2 separate regions of the Mus musculus genome follow, and region 2 is linked to region 1. Evidence: chromatin loops called from intact Hi-C (ENCODE). Cell type or tissue: left cerebral cortex. All regions are shown on one strand. Links, peaks and the distances in the headings refer to the core of each region. The heading gives the core; the rest is flanking DNA.

The links. A loop is a pair of places that touch in the nucleus more often than their neighbours do. Peaks named below come from ENCODE experiments on the same cell type or tissue, not always from the same donor. Only the 100,000 strongest peaks of a DNase experiment are listed, where the experiment ranks them.
Region 2: a loop joins it to region 1, with 4 times the contacts of the local background. A loop is called at or near these places in 3 of 42 quality-filtered maps.

The regions. Positions count from the first base shown.
Region 1 is chr12:26,528,743-26,537,078 of GRCm38, forward strand. No RefSeq gene overlaps it. Among named protein-coding and RNA genes, the nearest start is that of Cmpk2, 64 kb to the left of the region's middle. In left cerebral cortex, for the core only: a CTCF peak has its summit at 4,408 (motif pointing right); DNase peaks (open chromatin) are centred at 3,538, 4,415 and 5,768; H3K4me3 peaks cover 229 bases.
Region 2 is chr12:28,247,674-28,256,009 of GRCm38, forward strand. No RefSeq gene overlaps it. Among named protein-coding and RNA genes, the nearest start is that of Gm25564, 98 kb to the right of the region's middle. In left cerebral cortex, for the core only: a CTCF peak has its summit at 1,248; DNase peaks (open chromatin) are centred at 827, 1,201, 4,860 and 5,103.

The DNA of each region.
Region 1 (8,336 bases), core at 34-8,033:
AAATCAATAGGAAAAAGCCACCTCACCATGGAAATTTTGGTGTATTACAGTGTGTCGCACAGTATACCTTTTGCCCAATCAGCTTTCCTTGCAAATGTTCATTGCAATGAGTCTGTTTCAAGGCCTCCGGCTTCTGCTAAATACTGGACCCTCACCAGGACTCCTCTTGGCAGGCCTGTTGGTGCCCTGTGTCATGGAGATCCTGCAGCTTTAGCTCTAAAGGACCTGCCCTGTCATGTGTTCCAGCAGTTCACAGATAGGGTAGATGTTGAGGTGGACCAACTCAAAGTACCAAATTTCAGCCTGGGTGGTAGCTGAGTTGGTCAGAGCACCAGCTCTCCTGCTTTACCCAAGTGAGTCGCAGGGACAGCTCTCCTGCCTGCAGCAACTGGCAAGTGGCAGAACTGACTCTCGTGCTCTCACACCCTCAGGCTCCATCTCTGTGTCTATGGTAGCAGGGCCAGTTCTATTGTGTTGCCCAGGCAAGGTGCAGTCCTGCTCTTCTGAGTCCTCCAGTCAGCAAGAGGCAACAGCCCCACCTTTTGAAGGCGTTTTCTCTACTGAGGCTCAGTCCTCTCCCATGGCTTTAACTTGTGTTACCTTAACATAAGGCTACCCAGCACAAATGACCCCTTGTGGACTTCAACCATCCCCGTTAATACAACATTTCCTCCCTTGTTCATTCCCAAGATCGCACATTAGTAAAGGCATCACAATATAAAACATTTTATAAACTTAAAAGTCTCACAGCCTTTATAAATTCAAATAACTAAAATCTCCGTGTCTTTTAAAATAGCAAATCCTTTAAAATCCAGTATCTTTCAACTGTTGGCTCCTATAAAATAAAAAGTAACTGAAATACTTTCTTATTTTAAGGGGCAGGAACCAGGGCACAGTCAATAAGATCAAACTGAAGCAAAACTGAACAGTGTAAATAGCTCACTGTTCAATATCCAGGGTTGGCTTACAATTTTTGAGGCTCTCCCAAAGGACTTGGGTCACTCTGCAAGCTCAGGCATCTGTAGCACACATAGCTTGTCTTTCAGGCTCTGGCAGCCTACATTCTATCACTGCTGCTGTTCTTGGTGACCATCCCATGGTACTGGCATCTTCCAAAAGCTAGGGCCGCTGTTGCAACTGGGCTGTACTTTCATCAGGAGCCTTTCCTAGACTCTCTTTATGGTGACAAGCCTCAACTTCTTTCCATGACCCATTCAGTCCTGGGGTTTCCACTGCTATTGAGGCTGCAGCTTCACCAATGGCCTATCCTGGCCACTTACAGTGCTAATCCTCATCTGCTCTCCATGCCCATTCCATGCCTTGAAACCAGTACCCCGTAGGTGACTCTTACACTACTAAGTTCACTTGCCTGTGTGAGGTACAACCTTGGCTGCTTCTGGAACACAGCTTTTGTGTGCTGACTCTATGGAGACACTTCCCAGAAGTGTCCAGATCAGTGATGCGGGTCTCTTGTTCATTTCTAAACTCCAGTTGACCGGCATCAATCGTCTGAGCAAAGCAAAGGTTTTACATGAGTGCCTCTGACTGATTGTTAATCAGAGCTGACTCTTCAGCCCCAGCTAACCAAAAACCACAGATTCTCAACTCAAAATACCAAATGGCCCCGATAGAGTTTTTCAGTGACTCACAGAACTTCCCTCTGGAACTTCAGAAACTAAGGCACTGTAAGACTCTGGTGAGCCTTAACTTACCAGAGACGCCCTGAGTGAACAATGTGGAGTCAGGGATCGATGCAAAAGCAAGAGGAATTTTATTGTTCCAGCATGCTGGAGTTGCCCTACACACAAACGAGATTGAACAACCCTGTGCAGCATGTTTGACAAATTTTTGTATAGTTTTCAGAGCAGCAGCCATTAGACACAATGTGATTGGCAGAACAGTGACTTTTAAACTGATTGATCTTTAGGAAATGAGGTGGCAAGGACTTCCCTTGTCTGTAGGTGGCCAATGGTCACGGAATGTGTCTAAGTGCTCTGAGCCTCCCCCACACTCAGGTGGCTGGTGGTCGGTTCCCCCCAAGTCCCCACATGGTATGATAAATGTAATTAAGCCTCTTTTCCAGAGAGGAGGGGTGCCTAAGTGCTCCATGACCTTTCTCTTCCAGGAGGGGAGGGGTCTGGTGGGATTTTCCAAAGGCCCTGAGCTGACCTCTTCACACTGTTTTCAATTCTTATCTCCCAAGCTCCCACAGAAGAGTTCACCAAACTTTTTAACCTAGAGTTCCAAACTCCATCCATGATCCTCCCACAAAACAACAGAATTAGGTATGTCGCAGCAATATGCCACATCTAGTACCAACTTATGTTGTAGTTTGAGTTGCTGTTACTATGATGAAACAAAGCAAGCTAGGAAGAAACCGGTTTATTTGGCTTATGATTCCGTATCCATAGTCCACGTCTACAGGAAGTCTAGGACAGGAACTCAAATAGGCAAGAACCTGCAGGCAGGAGCTAATGCAGAGGCTACAGCAGGGACACTGCTTACTGACTTGCTCCTTATGGATGGCTCAGACTCCGTTCTTATAGAGCCCAGGACCAGCATGCCACGTGCTGCCCCACCCACAATGGGCTGGGTCCTCTCCCATCAATCAGCAACTAAGAAAATGTCCTACAGCTGAATTTTATGGAAGTGCTTTCTCAATTGAGTTTCTCTTTTTTAGATGATTCTAGTTTGTGTCAAGCTGACCTAAAACTAGCCAGGACAAGGGCCTGATCCCTTCAGAAGTCCACAGTTTCTCTCAGAACTTCTTCAGCATCAAAATGGCACAAGGTGGCACATCACAGCCAGTGTGATGCTCTCAATCTCAGAATATAAAGCCCCAAAAACCTAGAGGACAAGACATGGGCAGGCTGCTCCTTTCCATTTGTTCGAGTTTGCTATTCTGTGGCTGTGACAAGCTCCATGACCAAAGGTCGTGGACCAAAGTCCACGATTGAGGAAGCCAAGCTGGAAACTCAAGGCAGGAACTGAGAGGCAGGGGAAGCACTGTTTGCTGGCCCACTCTCCCTCTGCCTAGCTTCCTTTTCTCTGTACCACAGGACCACCTTCCCAGGGTCCGTGTCATTCATAGTGATCTGGGCCCTTCTACATCAATCAATAAAATGCCCCCACAGACTTGCCTTATAGACCATCTGATGGAGTCAGTTCCTCAACTGAGAGCCTTGCAGGGCGTGTGACGGCAGTAAGCAAAGTCAGTCATTGCAGTGGGTGGGGACGAGAAAGACGATGACTTGATGACTTTAATGATCTGGATCTAATGTACTTTAGGTCATATTTCACATTCTTTCACAGAGTTGATGATTTTCAGCTCCTCCCCTCACGATGATTTTATATTAAGTTATTTAAAGTCTGCACCAAACGATGTTTTCTACAAGATGCCGTAGGGCAGTATTTAAAGGCTTCAAGTAACAGACTGGTTAAAATAAGCATTAACCATCCTTTTTGTTTATGTATGAGAAGTCCACTCTGTACTGCAGATGACTCAGAAAGAGGCAGGCCTTGGCTGGATTCCCTATCTGTAGGACGCTTTCTGCCTCCCAATCCGGGATGCATGTGAGTTTGGAAACCAGTGGATTCACTAGGAGTTTTTAAGCCCATGTAATGTGCTCACCTCACCAACATTCATGAGGCGTGAGGAGAAAAGGCTCCAGGAGGGGGTGAAGGGCTGGATTCTGCTTGAAGACAAAAGGGAATACCCAAGGAGAGAGGGGAGGGAAGGTTTCAAGATCATAGGCAGAGTCAGAACCTAGCCAGGCATAGGGCAAGTCACCGTTGGCTGTCACGTCAGCCTCCTTCTGGGTGACTGAAGACTGCAGATGGGAAATGGAAACCGTCCAGGTTATCAGGTGAGTGAGATCTATGTACAGGCAAGACTTTGACCTCACTGCCTAACTCCAAATATGATGATATTTCAGCCATTTTCCCTCAATACTGAGGGTTACAAGAGCTTGGGCTAATGTAATTTATGTTTCAACTAAACACTGAGACTGTAACTGGACAAACATCACACACACACACACACACACACACACACACACACACGCACACACACATTTGTATATACACATATTTATTTGAACTGATTAGTAAATTAAGTATGATTTAAAAGTATATTTAATTTTATTTTCCTTTGACATCCCCCCTTACCCTCCCCCCCCCCAGAGTAGCTGCTGGGGGTAGACCCCCAACATAACGAAAAACATTCCTCAATGTTCTGTGCACACTGCCTTTTATGGGCATGCTCAGGTTTCCAAGGCAAGGTGGCTTTGAATCAGTTGCAGGCCTCCTTTCATGTAGAAAACTGCTTAAAGATGTGATATTAGGGCCCAGGGAGACTGCAGAGAGAAGGGACAGTCATTTGCCAGTACTGTCCACTGGGTGGCACTGTTGCTCCACAGAGTGTCTCCATGGCGGGTCCCCAAGGACCAGGGCCAGGACCTACACAAAGGTAGGGAAGGTGTGTATGGTGAAGGGTTTATTAATGACTTTGCCTCCTCTGCGCAGCACTTTTGCGCATCTCCCCGGCCTCAGATCGTTCCTGGGCTCTCTCTGGACTGAGTGCCTGATTTGTTGTGGCCCAAACTGCTTTAGACAACAGCCAAGAAGGGCAGAGACTTCACGTGTGCACAGGCTGCAGTCCCGACGTCACTTAGAAGATTAAAAATAAATTGAAGCACATGTCACTTCAAAGGGGGCACAAAAAGGACATCGGCATGATTGGGCGCAGTAATGAGAAAGAGCTGTAGGTCCTTAGTTTGAACTGTACAGAAAAAAGGATTTTGAGGCTTATTCCCCACCCCTGTACTCCTTACATGAGAGTTAATATATTTTGATATTTAAGGCGCATTCGACACCATATGTGTGTGTGTGTGTGTGTGTGTGTGTGTGTGTGTATCTCCAATCTCTCTGTTTGGATTTGGACTCTGCCCTCGATCAGGGAGCCACATCAAGGAGCCAGGGAGACAAGAGTGTTCATCGGGGAAAGCCTGGGCCACACTGATGTACAAGCACAGAGCCCCTTGTCTGCAGAACCAACCCTACCGGTCCAGAAGGCTTTGTTGCCTACCTATCTATAATATCCATCCGGCTTGGTCTTTTGTCTCTAGGACCAGTCCCTGCAGCCTGGCCCCTCTCAGCCTGAGGTCCACGTTCACACATCAGGCATGTCTTGACTAATGGCGGCTGAGGCCCAATGACTCTCGTTTTTCATGAGTTGTCAGGAGTCTGAACACAGGGAGAGGGGGAGGGAGGGAGGGAAAAGAGGGAGGAGAAGGGGGAGGCGAGAGAAAAGGAAGGGGAGGTAGGAACGGGGAGACATAAAAAAGAGAGGAGGGAGGAGAGGAGGGGAGGGGAGGGAGGAGGGGAGGAGAGAGAGAGAAAAACAGGAGGGAGAGGAAGGAAGGAGAGGAGAAAGGGTTAGAGGTGAGATGAAACCTGAGTGGGGGTGGGGAGAGTGATAGAGGAGAGAGAGGAGGGGGAGGAGAGAGTGAGAAGGAGAGAAGAGAGAACACAGAGAGGGAGGTGGTGAGGAGAGAGAGACTGAGAGAGAGAGGTACTCAGAGGGAGAGGAGCATGGGCAGATGTCCTCATGAAAAATTTACAAGGAATAATCAGAGGTCCGTTCATTCCCTTTGGCGGGGAGGCCCCTAGGCTGTTTGCCCGGGCCACTGGGAGAAGGTGGGAAGAGCCCCCTCATTCTGCAGCAATCTGGCTCCGGTAGGGAAATGCCCCCATGCTTGGTGCACTTGGCCAATCCTCCCGAGACTGGCTTGTAAATGCAGTTCAGGCAAAATTGATGAAGTGTCAGTCATCTGAGGCTGGCAGTTTAGAGAGGTCACAGCTGCAAGGGGCTGCAGGGTCTCACAGAGATGGGACTGAGAAGAGTTAAAGGGAGAGCACACCCAGCAAGCAGGAAGCATTTATCTTCTCCTGACGGGCATTCTTCAAACATTTCTGTGCAGCTCTGACCTCCACCAGCTCTGGCCAGCCAGTGTGAGACTTCTGACTCCAGTTGTGCACTCTTACATTTTCCCTCGAAGGAGTCCAGACCCATCTCCTCACAGCCCCGGGACCCTCTGCTTAGGAAGGAAAGGGGGGACACTGCTGCTCCTAATTGAAACAAGCAGGCAGATCCTGATCAGTAATGGGGATTTCCCACTTTAATTGGCTCAGTGAGTCATGTCTCCTCATTCCCACACTTCCTGAGGCAGGATGGTTTCTCTAGGTGAGCAGCATCAAGTCTGCAGGGGATGGGCCGGGAGAGCTACATAGTAGATGGACATACATCTGGACTTAGTAGCTGTTCTCTGGAAGTCACAAGAACAGATGCAAATTTGGGCTTATCTTAGGATATCTTCTGGGTGGGATCTGAGGCCACTGGACAGATGGCTAAATTGGCTCTATCTATATGCCTTTTTAATTTGTGTGGCTTTAAAATCAGAATCACAAGTAATTTGGTTGTGTGGGACACCAAACAACTAGAGCTTTGCTGGTTGTTTGTCCCGTGTTTGGATCCTGGCTTCCCTAAGCCTCCATGAGGACTCCTAGCCCTGTTGCCATCTGCTCATGAGAAAATGGGATGAGAAGGGCTAGGGACTCTCTGAGGTGAAGGGTGGGGGTGGGGAACAGCTGGCCTCCTAACCCTGTCCTTCACACCCCTCCCCCTCCTCTTTTAATGGCAGTGAAAGTAGAACAGGGTTTGCTTGCCTGTCATGTCCAAAGACCTGACTTCTGTCCCGGTGTGGGAAAAGAAGGATCTAAACAAGCAGGCATGGGAGCAGGAGGCCTAATTTACTCAGCCGTGCACACTTATCCCTATGTCCTTTGCCATTATGAGCAAGGCTGTCGCTGTGTTCTTTCTAAAAGAAAAGGAGATGAAGGCTTGGAAGACAGATTTGTAGCCCATCCTTCTGTCTCAGGGGGCGGAGCCTTCTGCCTCGGGAGGTGGAGACTTCTGTCTCAGGGGGCAGAGCCTTCTGTCTCAGGGGGCGGAGCCTTCTGTCTCAGGAAGCGAAGCCTTTTTCTGGAGTTGGGGTGGAAACAGTTCACTGCAGAAATGTCTGATTTTTAGAGCAAAAAACCCAAAATTGAATGAATGAAATTGTCGCCAGGTTGAAACTGCTATAGGTTGTCAGTAGGAAAAAGGTGTGTCTATCTCCAGGAAAAGGGGTGGGGTGAGGAAAGCCAGGGTCTTTTAACCACAATTTCATGAAGTGTGTAACCACACAAGGATCATTCTAGAAAGGTATGCTTTCTCTGGAGTAGGAAGTCTTAAGACTCCTCAGAGCTGTCAGTGAGAGGTGCACTAACACATAGTACCAACAAGTCACACATATACACACACCACTCATTCAAGAACATGCTCATATGCCATTCCACACATCACAACATACATCACACACAGATCTGCCTACCACCACATATCCACCCTTTCCTATATGGAGGTACACAACCTGCCAAATGTATACCAGTTCCCCACAACATACATGTACGTCATGCCTTATAGCACATCCACACTCACCCACAACACGTGCATTCAGAATGCCAACAAGACACATACATATACACCATATCTCCCACAAAAAAGCATGCACAAAGCATATCTATACTATTAACAATCCACTCATGTCATTTTCATAAATTATCTTTTATAAGTTAAAGACATGTTTTGAGATTGTACTGGCTAGTTTTGTGTCAACTTGACACAGCTGGGGTTATCACAGAGAAAGGAGCTTCAGTTGAGGAAATGCCTCCATGAGATCCAACTGTAAGGCATTTTCTCAATTAGTGATCAAGGGGGAAAGGCCCCTTGTGGGTGGGACCATCTCTGGGCTGATAGTCTTGGGTTCTATAAGAGAGCAGGCTGAGCAAGCCAGGGAAATCAAGCCAGTAAAGAACATCCCTCCATGGCCTCTGCATCAGCTCCTGCTCCCTGACCTGCTTGAGTTCCAGTCCTAACTTCCTTTGGTGATGAACAGCAATGTGGAAATGTAAGCTGAATAAACCCTTTCCTCCCCAACTTGCTTCTTGGTCATGATGTTTGTGCAGGAATAGAAACCCTGACTAAGACAGAGATGTTAGTGCTTAATTCCCAAGGGAGGTTGAGAGTGAGCAGATTCTCTGGCCATGAAAGAGGGAGAACATTAGACATAAACTGTGGGATATATGGAGATCTAAGTGGATAATACTTTAAATGGAGGAGAAGGGGCTTCACTGTAAAGACTGGATAGGAGCTTCATTAAGGGTAAATATGTGTGCGTGTATTTGTGTGTGTGTGAGAGACACACACACAGAGGGAGGGAGGGAGGGAGGGAGGG
Region 2 (8,336 bases), core at 286-8,285, 1.7 Mb after region 1:
CATCAAGCCTAAATGACATCAAACAGAGCAGATCCTAGAGTGTACAATGGAGTCCATGGAAGAAGAAGCAAATGGAAAATAGAATTTGCCATCCACAACGGCTGCTTGAAGGAAGTGAAAGGCAGTATCTCCTTGATAGTAATCTGCATACATAGTCTTCAAAGCCTTGAATCTAATTCTTCTGTTTGTTTTGATGTGACCACCATTATTGGCTATCATTGAGGCCATCTCTCAATTCATTAATAAATTATTTTTCTCAACAAAACTTATTAAAAAAAAAAAAGATCCCTGCTCACAAAATACTCAGCCGGGCAGTGGTGGCACATGCCTTTAATTCCAGCACTTGGGAGGCAGAGGCAGTTGGATTTCCAAGTTCAAGGCTAGCCTGGTCTACAAAGTGAGTTCCAGGACAGCCAGGGCTACACAGAGAAACCCTGTCTTGAAAAACCAAAGGAAAAAAATATTACTCAGTTACTAGCATCATTATACTCCCAGACAATCTTTTAGGAATTTAAACCAGTTGAACCAGATGACCACAACTGGGAATGAAGGCCAGGGGATGAGGCACAAATTTTGTGGTACACATAGACATGGGATGAGGTGGGGGTTGGATCACCAGATTAATCCTTGGTAATCTAATTGGAGATTTGATTTGAAAAAAAAATCTAGATTCATAAATCTGCACCTATTAAGACACATACAAGAGAGAGTGGGAGTCGACAAGCGTTGTAAGTCGAGTATCTGAGGAACTTTCATTCTTGTTTTAAATGAGTCACCAAAAAGCAAAAGCCAGTGGGGAGGATGAGTGGGAAGCTGGGCAAAAATCCCAGGAAACCTGGGCTCCCTGCAGTCCAGCTGTGGCAGAAATGCAGAAGCACCAGTCCCATAGACAGGTGAGAGATGCCTTTGCACTCAAGTCACTCATGGGCCCAGTCAGGAAGTACAAGACATGGTCCTGAGAGAGGGGCCAGCAGAATTACTATTAGGGAGGCTGGGAAGGCAAGTGGGGTGAAGGGGATTAAAGCAAGTTTCAAACAAATTAAATGCAGCAATCAGTTTGAACAAAGACAGGTTCATGCACCATGTAGAGCTTGACCAGGAAAAGCTGAGATTCTCCTCAGTGATGGGGGAGAGAAATTCAAACCAAAAGAGTCTCAGAAACACCCCCTTGTGGTGAGGCAGGAAGAATTCTGACCAGGAGAGACTCAGAGATCCCCTCTAGTGGTGGAGCAGGCCAATTCTCATCAGGAAATGCTAAGAGACACCGGCCCCCCTCCTAGTGGTGAGGCAGGAAGAATTCTGACCAGGAGAGACTCAGAGACGCCCCCTAGTGGTGGTGCAGGAAAATTCTGATCTGGAAATGCTCAGAGAGACCCCTAATTATTAGAGCAGGCAACATCAGCAGAGAGAAGAGGAAAAACCACAAGAGCTTTCCATGGTAGAATGCTGGGAGCAGGCCTCCGTTTGTGAGCACCTGCTCGGCTGTTATAGAAACACAGCCCAGGTTAGACCACAGCCTGTTTTTGCACACTGGGGAAAGTCACCATCTGCTACACATCCATTCAAAGCATGGGGCAATTTGGGGCCATGCCAATAAAAGCAGCTGGGGCAGAGGTCATCAGGCTGGAACTTCTTAACATCTAGACATCATTTCTTGCTTGAAAATCTTTTGAGGCATTTTGATAGAAAATCTGAGGCGAGGCTTCGATAAGTACAGGGCATTTATACTAGATGGCTTTCAACTTCAAGTTCAGTTTTAAAGTTCTATTTTTGACCAGCAACAACTTATACTTCTTCGTCTTCTCTTTCTTCTAATTCCCCCTTTCTTCCTTTCATTTTTTACCAACTAAGGAAAATAAACTGAGAAGATGTGTCAGCGTGATGTATCTTGGTTTGTTAAGGGACTCAGGACTGGTATTGTGCAAAAACACCAGACTTTACAAGTGTGAGGATAGAATTGTGTGCGTGATTGTTTTCTCTAAATAAATATGGAAACAAGAAGTAAGAAGGGCCCAGCTACAAAGCCACAACACAAGAAGACTGGTTAAAAAAGAAAAAAAGTAGTAAAACTCCGGAGAAATGGGATGTTAGCTTTCTTTTATTTGATTTTAAGTATTTAGAAACATTTCAAATCCCCAAGGAGGCTGAGCAGTGTCCTGACAGAGAGAGGAGGTGAACATGTATTATGGCTGTGTGTCGTTATGTAAAGAGAGGCACCCAAGCTTGGCTCTCTTTTCTCTGGCTATTTGATCACATGACAGGAGATGCTGAAGAAACGTGTATTCCTAAATGCTTCCAAACTATTGCAGCTGTTTGTCCAGCTATGCGAAGTGAAGGCTGACACCAAACTTCAATGCACTCTGTGAAGCAGCAGTGTGGCTCAGTTGGTCTCCCCGCATTGGCATGCCTATGGTCATGTATAACACAGAGAAAATTAAAAATATTAATAAAGGCCAATTTATATCCCAAGAACGTTTTGCTACCCTCCCAGTGGGCATTTTATCATGTATTCTTTATTTTAAATTCAGGGTTTTGGTTTTTTTTATCTTTTTATGGGAAAAGGAGTATGCCCAGCCTGTGTGTTCTCCTAGTGACTGCATATCCTGGGCTGGATCACCACCATTGACCTTCAAACATTTTCTATTACATTAAGTCCATAAGTTTACTTTAATACCTCCTCTGCCCCTAATTACCTGGATCATTCTATACCATTCCCTACAGGAAAATGCACTGCTGAAGTTTGGATTTTTAAATTCTAATTAAAAAATTCATTAGTGTGTGAATTAATTTCCTCTCTTTGTATTTCCTCTCCCTCTTGGTAGCCATCGGACATTGAGAAGCAATCTACCCATTCCCACATAGAGATCCATAGTGCATTTTAATTACTCTGCCCTGGGTCTCACATCCATCCCCAGTGCCAGGAAATAATGTGGGCACTAGGAAGGCAGAGCAGAAACTCTGGGACAGGAGAAGCATCCCCTGGCTATCTTTCCTGTGGTGAAGCTATTTCAGCCCTGTGTCTTCCACAGCCAAATCTTCCTACTGTGACTGGCAAGGCCATATGTTATCCAGGTCAACACGAGCTGGGACAGGACACCAGGAATAATTAGCAAGACACCTTGGGACCACACTACAGTTATCCTCTCTGCCAAAGAAGCTACTTTTAGATCCTGTTGCTTGGATAACCCTTCCTGGAACAGAGAGTGGGCAGAATGCAACCTACAGTTCCATTCCTGAAGGGCCCCAGTTCATGCAGTAATTAGCTTCATATATTAAGCTTCCAGTTAACACTTCTGGAAATGTTTACCATGGAAGCAAAGTCAGACCAGGTTCATCTCTCATTATTTCTCTAGGACTCTGAGAAACACTGCCTCCATTAGAGCAGGTAGTAAATTTAAATTTGAAGTCAGTTCATAGTTCTTAGCTTGCAGTACACTGGTTCTCAAATAGCAGTCTGGGTATTGAAAGGAAATGGAATTAAACGCACAGGATTTTGGATTATTTTCTGTTTATGCCATTTATTGAATTCTGTGTGTCATTCAACTTTTTTAATGTGCGTATATTTTTAAAATTTTTTTAGAATTTCATATGTGACTACTGTATTTACAGAATTTGCTTGTTCCTCTCCAACCCTTCCCATGACCTACTGATTATTCTAATACTCATGACCTCCTCTTTAATTGTTACACACATACACACACATGTATGCATATGTGTATATATATATACATATATATATTATATATATATACCACCTGCTGTGTCCATTTATTGTTGAGCATATTCATATGCCTGGCCAGTTGGGATTGGATCACTTGTCAGCAGCCTGTTCCTTGGGAAGACTGATTCTCCCTCTCTCAACAGCCAACAATTGCCCTTCATCTAGGCATGGTGAGATTTCCCCCATCCGTGACGGCATATCTACTGGTGTTGTCATTGTTCGGGTCATGTTTAGGCAACTGTATTGTGGGGATGTCATGGATGTAGCTCCCTGCCATTGTCCTGCATCAGAAGCAGCTTGTCCATTACTGACCCAGAAGCATGTGTCTTCCTACATCTTATTAACTTGAAGAAGCACCTTATTCTCATCTTACCTTTACAAGAGATTCCTTGCAACCAGTTTTAGACTGGATGCTGGTGTGGACATTATTGACACAAAGGCAAGAGAGGATGGAAGACCCTCTGACAACTCTAAAAAAGCCACATTGGTGCAGTGGCTGTTGTTCCAGGCACTGCATTTGTGATCTAGTTATAATATCAACCCAGGCCCAGAACACACAGAAAGAGCTGCCATCCCAAGGAAAACCCATCTGAAGTGTCATTCTGCCAGGGTGTTGCGTGTCTGATGTGTCCTGTAAACATTTGCAGGTTCAGATCTTTTCAACAAATTGTCTTTTCACATTCTTACTATTTCCTTGTTCTAAGTAAGCCCTAAGCTGTGTTATCCTCTCATGGTTTAAGTGTCCAAAACAAGAGAGAAGTCATATGCAGAAAGATGTACATTCATAATAGTGAAAGTGTGGTAGGATCAGGTTTGACCATTAATAAGAAGCTGGTTAGCAGTGCACAGACCAGCCACACAGTACTATTATTGAAATCAGCAACAGACACTTCCTTCTGTTGAAATGGGGAAAAAAATATATCCCTTTTATTGTTAGGTGAGAAAGCACTTTTTAGAGACAACATATGGAACAGGAACCTTTTATGCAAAATAATAGCCATACTGCCCAAATGTTCATGAGAATGTAAATGAATATCTGTGAACAAGAATGAATATTTGGGAAGCTCTCAAAAATATTGTCTCCTGGTGATTAGTGGGTGGCTCAGTTGCATTCTTTGCTATCTGCACATATTTAAAGAAGCTACAAAGTGGCTAGTCAAATGACATCAACAACCTTGCCTACGGAATTCTGGGCTCCTGCACAAGCTTTATGGTCCAAGAGCAGTGAGATCAAGCAGAGGCATCCTATTTCTTGAAGAAAAGAAAACTTGGCATGCCCGTAGAGTACAGCCAAGCAATTGTTGCATCCACTCTGAAATGGAAGGTTACTCCCGGCAGGCATAGCACAGAGGTTCCTCTGAATCTGTCCAAACAGTGTCATTCACTCTGTCATGTGTGCGCCAAATTTAAGTATATCTTCTAACTCCTACTGTGGATGAAGACAGACTCTAGCCAGACCAGCAGCCTCTGCTTCACTGCATAAACACAAGGCTGGCAAGAAGGAGCCTTCAGTAGCAAGTGTCCTTCATACCTACAGCTTTGCACAACATGAAGAAAACAAAACAGTCACAAAAGAACACACATGGTATATACTCACTGATAAGTGAATATTAGCCCAAAAGCTCAGAATACAATTCACAGATCATATGAAGCTCAAGAAAAAGGAAGACCAAAATGTGGATGCTTCGGTCCTTCTTAGAAGGGAGAACAAAATACTCACAGGAGGTAGAGGGTAGGAGGGACTTAGGAGGGAGAAAGGAGGGGAAGGGGAGAAAGGGGGACATGATCAGGTATGGGAGGAGAGGAGGATGAAATACAGAGGTTCAGGAAATTGAACAGAGGTATATAGCAATGGGGGATGGGGAACTGGTGATAGCCACCAGAAAGTGTCAGATGCCAAAAAATCAAGTGGCTCCCAGGACCCAACAAGGATGAGATTAGCTGAAATGGCCAACCAAAGGGAGGGAGAACCTGTTGAGACCATATCCAGAGGTTAGGCAAGGAACCTGGTTGAGGGATAGGGCCACCTACTCATCTCCAAATTTTTAACCCAGAATTGTTTCTGTATAAAGGAAATACAGGAACAAAGTGTAGAGCAGAGACTGAAGGAAAGGCCATCTAGAGATTGCTCCACCTGTGGATCCATCCCACATGCAGACACCAAACCCAGACACTATTTTTTGCTGACAAGAGCCTGTTATAGCTGTCTCCTGAGAGGCTCTGCCAGAGCCTGGACAAATACAGAGGTCAATGCTAATAGCCAACCATTGGACTAAACACAGGGACCCCACTGAGAAAGTTAGGAAAAGGACTGAAGGAGCTAAAGGCATCTGCAACCCCATAGGAAGAACAACAATATCAGCCAACCAGACCCCACCCCACCCCACCCCTGAGCTCCCAGTGACTAAACCACCACCAGTATACATAGAAGGACCCATGGTTCCAGCTGCATATATAGCAAAGGATGGCCTTATCTGGCATCAATGAGGGCAGAAGTCCTTGGTCCCGGGAAGGCTCGATTTCCCATTGTAGGGAAAAGCCAGAGTAGTGAGGTGGGAGTGGGTGTGTGGGTGAAGGAGCACTCTCATAGAAGCAGGGGGAGGGGGAGGGGATGGGGGGGTTTCAGAGGGGAAACCAGGAAAGGAGATAACATTTGAAATGTAAATAAATAAAATATCCAAGAAAGAAAGAGAGAGAGAGAGAGAGAGAGAGAGAGAGAGAGAGAGAGAAAGAGAGAGAGAGAGAGAGAGAGAGAAAGAAAGAAAGAAAGAAAGAAAGAAAGAAAGAAAGAAAGAAAGAGAGAAAGGGAGAAGGGAGAAAGAGAGAAAGAGAGAAAAGAAAGAGAGAGAGGGAGGGAGGGAGGGAGGGAGGGAGGGAGGGAGGGGAGAGAAAGAGAGAGAGGAAGGAAGGAAGGAAGGAAGGAAGGAAGGAAGGAAGGAAGGAAGGAAGGAAGGAAGGAAGGAAAGAAGGAAGGAGGGAGGGAGGGAGGGAGGGCGGGCGGGCGGGCGGGCAGGCAGGCAGCAGGGAGGGACCTCAGCTCAGTTTCAGCTTAAAATCTTTATATACTACAACCATAGTAATGGGTATCTGCAGCCACAGATCTTTACAGTTATCTCTAGAAGCCAACAAAAAGGACAGGAAATCTGAGTTGTTCGGTGGGCCCTTGGGCCTCTGTGACCAACTCATTATTTTTTAATAAGCTGAGCAGCATTTTCCAGGCACACAGGATATCTCCCATCTAACTCTTTCCGATGGTATGGAGCAACAATAAATATGGGTGGCACCATCTAACATGTTTGAAGTTTCAATTGAACAAAGAGTAGAAAGAGAAACACTATAGAATCTGAGCCAGCATTTTGGCACACGAATTTCTCTACTACCAGGGCACCATCATAAGACTCCACACCATTCAGTATTTAAAAGTGAGCTCACACCAATCAGCCTGCACATAGCTTGACGGTCTTCATCTCTGCTCTGCTCTTACTCTGAGTCTTCTAACTTCCTAGACTTTGCTAATTGAATTTTCAAAAGTACATCACATGTGTCTTCTTTCCTTTCCCCTCCCTCTGTCTATCCCTAATGCCTGCTGAAACAGTTCCTGCTCTTCCCAAGGTCCTAAGCATACCCATGAACAGGGACCAAGTCCCAGTATGAACTTCACAGCTGTAGAGCCTCAAACCCCTGCTAGGTTCAACTTTATGTAAACTAAGGCTAGACCAGCACCAACACCCCTCCATTCCCTCAGCCTCAGTCTCCGCCTCAGTCTCCTGCAGCTGCTTCATGTAAAGTTCTATATTCAGCAAACACCACATGGATTCACTGATTCAGTTTTATGAAGCTATGCAAATACTGGTCTTAATTTTGTTTACTTTAAAAATGAGCTAGAAAAATATCTACAGGTAATAAATCATATAAATTTGTTTGAGTTATCAATTTCTTTCCAGTGAAACTCCATGTCAGTGATTGAAATAATAAGTCTTTTAACAAAACAATAATAGTTAAAAGCAGGCACTGAGAAAATCAGGGTTGCAGAGACAGTCACAGCTTCATAAGAAGCAGTCTCCTGGAAGGCCAGCCTTAGCTCTTCTGAAAAATGATAGCTTCTTTTACATATTTTTTCAACCAGAAGCTTCTCGCTCAGAAAACACAAATGTCCAACAAAAAAATCACTTTTTAAAAAAACTTTCAGCAGGTTAATGTCAACACATGTTATTAATTTTTGCTAAAAAGCCATCTCAGTGGGGAGTCTGGAAGTATGGCCAGCTAGACGCTAATGAGCTGGTGGATTTTCACCAGCACACATATCACAATGGAACCAGATGGGCCATTAAATTCCATCCTCCACACTCTCATTTGGAACATGGAAAGACTGTCCGCTATCATCCAGCACCTACCTCAGTTTCAATAAACTTCCCTGTTTGAGACCTGACTGTAACCTTCAGAGGGTCTCAAGGATCCTTGTTACTTATGATCACACCCTGCAAGAACTGAGCATCCTGCCAGCTGAAACACCAATGCCACTCTTTCAACTTTCAGTAAACAACAAACTATTAGCAAAACGTGTACCAAGCTACAGAGGACTACCATGGTCTTGGGCTCCAGGCTCCCACTCCTA